Linked DNA regions of Mus musculus: region 2 is linked to region 1. Evidence: chromatin loops called from intact Hi-C (ENCODE). Cell type or tissue: gastrocnemius. All regions are shown on one strand. Links, peaks and the distances in the headings refer to the core of each region. The heading gives the core; the rest is flanking DNA.

Region 1 (4,400 bases), core at 270-4,269:
CAGCTGCAACAACCTCAAGGGTCCCCGCCAGCTTTTTCCCTGACAGAACCCTCAGTTTCCCATGGGAGAGAGGCTGCCCCTTGCCCTGTGAATTAATAAAGATAACTCCATCTGCAGAGGTCAGACCCTAGTCTCTGTCTCTCTGTCTTTATGCCACCTCAGAAATCAGACATGACATATGAGTCGTGTGAACTTAGAAACACAATTTAATTTGTTAATGATGCTGCAAAGTAAATCACTCAAAACTCAGTAGCTTAAGGAGTTACAGAGACAAAGTTCAGAGCAGGGACTGAAGGAATGACCATCCAGAGACTGCCCTACCTGGGGATCCATCCCATAAACAACCACCAAACCCAGACACTATTGCAGATGCCAACAAGATTTTGCTGACAGGAGCCTGATACAGCTGTCTCCTGAGAGGCTTTGCCAGTGCCTAGCAAATACAGAAGTGGATGCTCACAGTCATCTATAAAATGGAACACAGGGTCCCCAATGGAGAAGCTAGAGAAAGCACCCAAGGAGCTGAAGGGGTTTGTAGCCCCCTAGGAGGAACAACAATATGAGCCAACCAGTACCCCCAGAGCTCCCTGGGACTAAACCACCAATCAAAGAAAGCACATGGTAGGACCCATGGCTCCAGCTGCATATGTAGCAGAGGATGGCCTAGTTGGTCATCAATGGGAGGAGAGGGCCTTGGTCCTATGAAGGCTCTATGCTCCAGTATAGGGGAATGCCAGGGCCAGGAAGCAGGAGTGGGTGGGTTGGTGAGCAGGGTAGGAGGGAGAGGGTAGGGGGTTCTAGGAGGGGAAACTAGGAAAGGGGATAGCATTTTGAATGTAAATAAAGAAAATATCTAATAAATTAAAAAAGAAAAACAAAAAACTCGATAGCTTAAACTAGCCAACATTTACTGTCTTTGAGGTTAGTCTGAGTCAGGAACCTGGGAGAGGCTTAGCCAGGTGGGTTGCACAGGTTCCCTCCCTGGGTAGGTGGAAGCTGGAGCTGCTGACATCTGAAGGCAGCAGTGTGGTTGGTTAGGCAACCTTTCTGAAGTGGCTGCTCCCGCGGCAGAGCACGAGAGGCTGCAGTTCCAAGATGGCTCTTAGCGGAAAGTCATTGTCTCCTACGGTGGGAACCACTTCCTGAGGCTGCTTCAGTTCCCAGGTAAGGCCTCAGGCTTCCCCCAGGGTGGATGATGCATTAGAGAGGGTGCAAGAAGGCCCCATGCCTTTTACAACCTCGTCTTAGAGTCACAGCTTGTCACTTCTGTGGAGAGGGCACAAGGTCTTTATGCTCACAGTTAAGCACTTGGGAAAACAGGAACCTTAAAGACACAGGGTTGGCTCTTTAAAGGAAGGCATGTATATAACCTGTTTCCCACCCAGAACGCTGGAATGGATAAGAGCCTGGTGCCCCCATGCTCACTGTAGGGCCAGGCCACATCTGACTCCCCCAGACGTATGTCTATCCCAGTCTCTTCCTCCTGACAACCTTATCTCTCGAATTGTTTATCCGTCAGTCAAAACCATCCTTAGGGAAGACGTCACACGTACTTTACAAATGGAGCAGAGGTGGTTAATAGCATGGTGGTCTGCACTATCTGTATGGCTAAGCCACACCTCCCCACCCCCACGCCCTTGCCCCAGACCCTTGTTTATTTCAGTCTTCCTCTGGGTCTTTATCTTGACCATTGCTTCCCAGTCAATAGAACCCATCTTTATGGAAGAGGTCACATGTACTTTGAAAAGACTTTCAATGAAATTACGTCTTAAGCTTTTTTGTATACATGGACTGGGTTAGTTATCACCAGAAAACCTTTTCCCCAAATTGTTCTGTGCTTAAATATCCCTAAAATAAACCTCCCGGTGTCAGACTCTTGAAGTCTGAACCGACGCTGGCTACTGAGTTGTGTTGAACCAGACTTCCTCCTGTCTCACGTGGATCAACGCTCTGATGCTGTGGTGTTTACAGAGACCACACACTTCTGCCCTACTTCATTAGTTATAGAGTAATAGGATTGGGCTCCACGTCTTTAAAAGAACCAGAAAATTTTGTGGGCAAATTTGAATGGCACCACGGTAGTTTCCTCTGTAAAATGGGATAGAAATAGTAATACCTCGTGATATTAACTGATGTGCTCTGCTGCATGCACACCTGATTGCCAGAAGAGGGCACCATATCCCTTTACAGACAGTTTCGAACAACCCTCTCTTTGATTGTTGGGAATTGAACTCAGGATCTCTGGAAGAGCAGCCAGTGCTCTTACCAATGCACCATCTCGCCGGCCCCTTTTAACTGTTTGGAACAGTGTGCTGTCTAAGTACTAACAACAACTATCATGCAAATTTATATTTTCCTCATCAATTCCCCTGACACACCCCCTTCACACAACCTGTCTGAGTCTCTTTCCTGGAGAAGCTATGGAAACAGCTTTGTGCCCTGCCCTCTGCTCTGTCTTTGTGGAATACTTTTTTCTTTTTCTCACGTCTCTTTTTGGTTATTATATGTATATGGGTGTTTTGCCTGCATGTGTGTCTGTGCGCTATGTGTATACCTGGTGCCTTCAGAGGTCAGAAGAGGGTGTTAGATCCCCTGAGACTGGAGTTAGTTGTAAGTCATTGTGTGGTTGCTGGGAATTGAGCTCCAGTCCTCTGGAAGAGCAACCAGTGCTCTTATCTGCCCTGATGAATTATCTGTCTAGCCCCTCAGAAGACTCTATTATTTTCAAGTTTTTCTATAACCTCTAGTGGATTATAAACAGAGCCACATCCTAGAATAACGCAGGCTGCCCTGCACAGTGTACCAGGACTCTTTCAATCCAAGCACTCCACATTGACGCTTATCTTTCTCCTCTAGCAGGGTAACTGGTCTAGCCTCAGCTATACCTAGGCAGAATCAGGAGTCCCTTCCAGTGTAGTCTCTGGGCAACTTAAGCACATTTATGTTTGTGATGTAACATCTCTGTCTCCCACTGCGACTTCGTCTTAGTCAATTGCATGGCTCAAGTTCAAGCACAATCCTCCCCCCACAGTGGTAGCCAACAGATATTTAACAAAGGAATGCATACCTGAAGCTTCAGAGAACCGCTCTAAAGAACAAGGAGAGCCCGCTGTGGTGGTGCCCGCCTGGAATCCCAGCCCCAGAGCAGTGGAAACAGGGGAAGCAGGAGTTCAGACAGAGCCTCAGAAACATATAAGAATCCCACCCTGGGCTGCCTGGGTTGGTCTCAAAAAAACTGAAACAATAGGAAAAAAACAAAAACAAAAACAAAGTAGAGGAGGAATCAGAGAAATCAATGAAACAGATGAGATAAATTAGAACAATGTATTGTCCAGGTCTCAGTTTTAGTCAACAATAAATGAACTGTGATTATCCCCACACAAGCGGCAGGCAAGTAATGTTACAGTGTATCTAGAAAGCAGTATCTCTATAGGATGGACACGTTCCCTTTCTTCAGTCTACTCAGCAGGCAAGTAATGTTACAGTGTATCTAGAAAGCAGTATCTCTATAGGATGGACACGTTCCCTTTCTTCAGTCTACTCAGGGCCGGTCACTAATCATAGTAAGCTAAGCATAACAATAAATTTATATTAAGAGTTCATAACATAAATTTATGTTAAGAGTTCATAACATCCTTATATGTTCATAAATATGAGTGACTCTAAGAACTTAGTAAATTCTGTTTGTGGTTCACAGGTTACAAGGCCAAGGCAGAGAAAATCTCCCACAAATAATAAAATATTGCTTAAAGAGTTGGGCTCTCTGACTATTAATGTCTGTAAATGCAGTGACTAAAATTTAGACCCTAGACTTACTATTTCCTGATGGCCAAAAATAAAAGGAAAACACTTTTTAGACAAATATAAAGTAAATCTTGACCTGCAGGTGGCTGAGTAGTAACTGTGACAGGCTATTCAAGCAAGGCACAGCAGAAACGGAAAGAACATGGGGAGAGGTGAAATGGGAACACTTGAGCTTTGTTTGCTTGTCTGTCTGTTTATATTTGGGCCTTGTATTTTTATTGTTGTCTTTTGAGACAGGCTTTTATTATACAGTCTATACTGGCCCTGAACTTACAGTCTTCCTCCTTCTGTCCCTAAGTGCTGGAATTATGACATACGCTGCTACACCCAGCTGTAAATATTGTTAACAATTATTTTTTTACTTATGAGGAACTGTACGTGTGTCATAGAAGATATATAGAAGTCAGAGGACAGCTTGCAAGACTTACTTCTTCCTACTATGTGGGTTTTGGGGATTGAACTCACCAGGCTTGGTGGCTTTTACTAGCTGAGCTGGCCCTGGAAAAAACTTCCTTTTCTTATGCATCTGATCATTTTGTCCGAATGCACTTAGTGCACCCCATGCATGCAGTACCGGCAATGGCCAGAAGAGGGCA
Region 2 (4,400 bases), core at 223-4,222, 59 kb before region 1:
TGATTTTATTATTTATTTGAATCTTTCCTTTTTCTCTTCATTACGATTATTTCTCCATTTAAAGGCACACACACTATACATGGAGTAGCTCCTGTTGTTAGTGGCTGGTGCTTCATCTGGATAATTTCTGCTCCCTTCCTGCCTCCTCCCCTTTTCCTTCACTCAGAGTTATGGGCCATATTTTCTCTGCTTGGTTCCTCTTCAAGAGCAGCCACTGCTCCTCACCAGTTAGCCATCTCTCCAGTCAGTGCTCTGATGTTCATTTTCATCTCTTCTTTGTGGACTGCTGCTTCTCCTTGGAAGCTTGTAGGATCTTTACTCTTCTGTCTTGAAATTCCATAGCAATGTCCCTTGGTTAGGGATTTATTTCCGTCTGTTACTCTGGAGACTCCAGAGGGCCTGATTCTCATGTTACTGTTTCCTTGCTAGTTCTTCTCCCGAGTTTGATCATTCGCCTTTGGTGTGTGCTGTTGGGCGGTGTTCTTGGGTTGATCCTCTTAGTAATAACTGCTTGTCTTCTATACTAGAGTGGCACCACACTTTAGTTCTCACTGTTTGTATTTCCCCAGAGTGTTTGTTGCACAGATGGTCAATAGATTTAAGACCACCGGAATACAGTTGTACCTCAGTAGAATAGTGACGACGCATAGAACCCCCTCCCCTGCTGTTAATATCCAAACCTCTTAGTTTCTGCTTCTTTGATGCCCTGTCATCTCTCACAGAGGCCCTTCTCTCATCTTTATTAGTGTGTTTATTGAAGTAGTTTCATTTTATACTCCTACCATGCTTCTCCTTATTGCTTGTTTTGTGCATAAATGAACTCTACTACTGAGCTATGTATGTATATCTCTGACTTTTATATTTGAAACTGTTAGTATTTCATTGCCACCATGAGGAAATACCATAAGTTTAGCAGCTGAAAACAACACAGAATTTTTATATTTAGGCTGAAGGTCTGGGCACAGCAGCGTGACTCACCTAGGTCTTTGTTCCCTCCTCAACACTCTTGAGAGGGAGTTCTTCATGGCACAGTTTGGTTCCTTGTAGTTGTAGGAATAAGGTCCCAAGGCTCCCCACCATCGTTCCTGAGACCTTCTGAGTTCTCAAGTTCATCCGCTCTCTCCTGCCTCGTCTCTCTTGTGCCTCTTTCTTCAGCCTCTCTTTTGTATATAAAGGACGATGTGATTATATTGGACCCATCCAGATAACCCATCTCTCTCCCTAAGATCAGCTGCTTAGTAACCTTCACGGCAATGTCCCACATTGTTGAAATGTAAAGCAAGGTTTGCCCCTGGAGTCTCTCTCCTTGAAGCCTTTCTTTAAGTGACATTCACAGTTCTGTGATGATGCACCCTGGATTTCTAATAGGGAGGTTTGGGTGGGGCTTAGCCCACTGCCCTGCCTCAGGGAGCCAAGTCACCACACTGAGTTTTTCAGCTCATTAGCTCATTATCCTGCACTGTTAAGGTTTCTGTTGACTGGATCATATAGGCAGGTGGGGTGGATTTACCACAGTAATGGAGCAGGAGACTGTGGCAAAGTGTGCTTCCATCTACAGTGCTTTGGTTTTGCTGTTTCTTCGCTCCTAGCTTGTGACCCAGTGAGTCAGTGGGCCTTGCCTGTCTCTCCTCTCGATGCTTCACCACATTGGCCAGCCAGTTCCTGCTGATCTGTCTGGCTTATTTCTTCTCACTATTTGGTTTGTATTTGATATCATAGTTTTGTTTCTTGGAAACAAGATCCTGCTTTGTGGCCTAGACTTAGGCTGGCTTTGAACTTGCAGACATCCTGATGCCTCAGCTTCTCAAATGCTGGTATTATAAACGTATCCCATTACGTGGACCTCTTGATGCTGCTGTGCCCCCCTCCCCTTTATCAGCAGGTATTTCTTTGTCATTTTGGAAAAATTAAAACAATGGATGCGTAGACTCTTTATACTTAATCAGAAACTCACAAGAAATGTTTTCTTTGAAGGAAATCTAAAATTATTTTCCTCAGACACCCATGGTAGATTCATTCTTAGTTTCTCTATCTCTAGGCCCTATAATTTCACATATATATGCACTTGTGTTACACATACACGTACAATATTTATATAGTCCATCTAGATTATCAGTCAGTTTGATAATACTGATTTCATAAGCATTAAATGCCACTGTCATATAGTTTCATATGGTGGCAATACGAGCAAGGACATTGCTCTGTATGGAGCCTCATGAATGTCAGCTATGTTATTATTATGTCTATTATTCACTGGGATGGTATGTTTTATGTCTAACATTTTCATGACTCATAGTCCTATATTGTTCTCCAGTCCCACTCTTGTACTTAACTTAGATGTTTTAGATGTACCAGTTCCTGAAAAAAGACACAAAGTAAAGTCAGTAGGTTATATTTCTATTCTAAAAATGTAAAGTAGAATGTGTAGATGTGTATCTGCGTGCCAGTTTATGCATGTAAGTGCCGTAGTACCCATGGAGACCACAAGAGGGTGTTGGATTCCCTGGAAACTAAAGTTACAGGCAGTCGTGAGCCATCTGGCATGGGTGCCAGGAACGAACTTGGGTCCTCTACAAAAGCAGTATGAGCTCTTAATCTCTGAGGTATCTCTTTAGCCCATAAATCAGTAAATTCTAAATGTCCTTTCCTTAGTAAGATAGTCCCCTGCAGGAATGATTGGGTTTTCTTCTTGTCATCATTATAATAAAATGAAAGTCAACTCATCAGATTTCCTGTGCAGCCAGCGGCTTATGCAGATCAAGGGTGGGACTGTCAATAAGCAGGAGATAGATTGAGGCAAGCTCCTAAGCTTCTGTAAGAAGTAGGAATAAAACTCAATGTTTAGAGCTTTTATCAGAACAAGCTCCTGCGTGTGCTAAGCGCCAGAGAACACTGGAGAGGGAAGGTCTCCAGGCATATTGTTACAGTTTCTAGCCCATCTAGATTATCAGTCAGTTTGACATTGTTTACTATTTTGACTGGACAAGCAGTTTGCCTTGGCCCAGTTGGTTAAGAATTACTTGTCTGCTTATAATAGACTGAAAAGTTACTTCATAGTTCATTGTTGCTGTCTTAGTTACATTTATAGCTGTGAGCTGGACAGGAAATGACTTAGAGACAAAAATCTCAACGTACGAATGTGCAGTGCAGAAATTCTCAGAACCTAGGAAACATTCCAGAAACACTTAAGACTTCAGATGACACATGCTTGCCTTCCCCTCTCCAGCTGGTCAGTGACACAGAAGTGGTGGAAGTGTGTCACAGCTCGCCTGTGACTCATTTGGTGCCCTCCGATATTTTGGATTTTTCCCATATTCTAATGTAGTTTATCTAAGGGGAAACAACTATGGGGGGAGAAAGCTTGCCATCACCACCAACCTACCTGGCCCCCACTTAGTACTAAAGTATGAAGTAAGCTTAAAATTCCTTTTTCAAAAGATTTTTTATGTTTAGTTATGTATTTTTCTATCTGTTTTGGGGTATGTGCACATGAGTACAGGTTCCCTCAGACCAGAGGAGTTAGATCCCCCTGTACCTGTGTTAAAGGTGATTGTGAGCTGCCTGATGTGGGCGCTAAACTCCGGTCCTCTGCAAGAGCAGTACGTGTTCTCAACTGCTGAACCATCTCTCAAGCCCAGCATGACATTTTCTCATGTCCCTCTCTTCTCCATATGTGGCAGTGATCGCATTTAAATCCAAGGGTGCACTGAGAATTAAGAGCACAGCTCATAAACATCTAAGTGTGTTGAAGGTTAGTCACTGTGAGCATGACATATGTGAGAGAAACAGCTGAAAGGGAGAGCCGTCTATTGGGACATCAGTTTCCATCCATCATGGCGTGGAGCAGGGAGAATGCTTGTGCAGTGGACTTTCTTCTTTGTTTCTTCTGATTTCCATTCAGGCTCTGGGCCAGCCACCTTCTAGACAGCTACTTCCCCCTTAGTTAATCCTCACAGAAATGCCCTCACACACAGGCCCAAAGGAGTGCTTCACTAGTCTTCTATATCCATGCTCTCATGCCAATCGAACTCAGTCAGGAGGGCCACCATGTAAGGTCAGTCAGATGTTACATTTGTTCCTTAAGTATTCTGTGGGCTGCGGATAGCTCAGCAGTGGGGAGCACATGCTGTACCCACAGAGGGTCTAGAGTTGAATCTACAGAGCATGTCTGCATTTTGAATGGGCCTGGTAACTAGCCTGTACAAGATAGGGATGGCAAAGACATCTCGAGCAAGCTGGCTACTGAGACTTAGCCATATTTCTGAATTTGATGTAAAAACTCTCCTTCAGTAAATAAGGTAGAAAAATGCTGGAGGAAGATTCCTGGCACCAACATAGGACCTCCACATGCATATATACACACCATGCATGTCCACACATACATGGTTACAGACATACAC

Evidence for each region. A loop is a pair of places that touch in the nucleus more often than their neighbours do. Peaks named below come from ENCODE experiments on the same cell type or tissue, not always from the same donor. Only the 100,000 strongest peaks of a DNase experiment are listed, where the experiment ranks them.
Region 2: it touches region 1 in a loop (2.1-fold over the local background); 1 of 42 quality-filtered maps calls a loop at or near these places.

What each region holds. Positions count from the first base shown.
Region 1 is chr14:45,432,199-45,436,598 of GRCm38, reverse strand. No RefSeq gene overlaps it. Among named protein-coding and RNA genes, the nearest start is that of Gm34250, 13 kb to the left of the region's middle. In gastrocnemius, for the core only: a CTCF peak has its summit at 2,166 (motif pointing right); no DNase peak of the experiment used is centred there.
Region 2 is chr14:45,490,978-45,495,377 of GRCm38, reverse strand. All of the region lies in intron 3 of Fermt2 (fermitin family member 2), which reads left to right. Among named protein-coding and RNA genes, the nearest start is that of Fermt2, 37 kb to the left of the region's middle. In gastrocnemius, for the core only: a CTCF peak has its summit at 2,479 (motif pointing right); a DNase peak (open chromatin) is centred at 2,503; H3K27ac peaks cover 2,620 bases.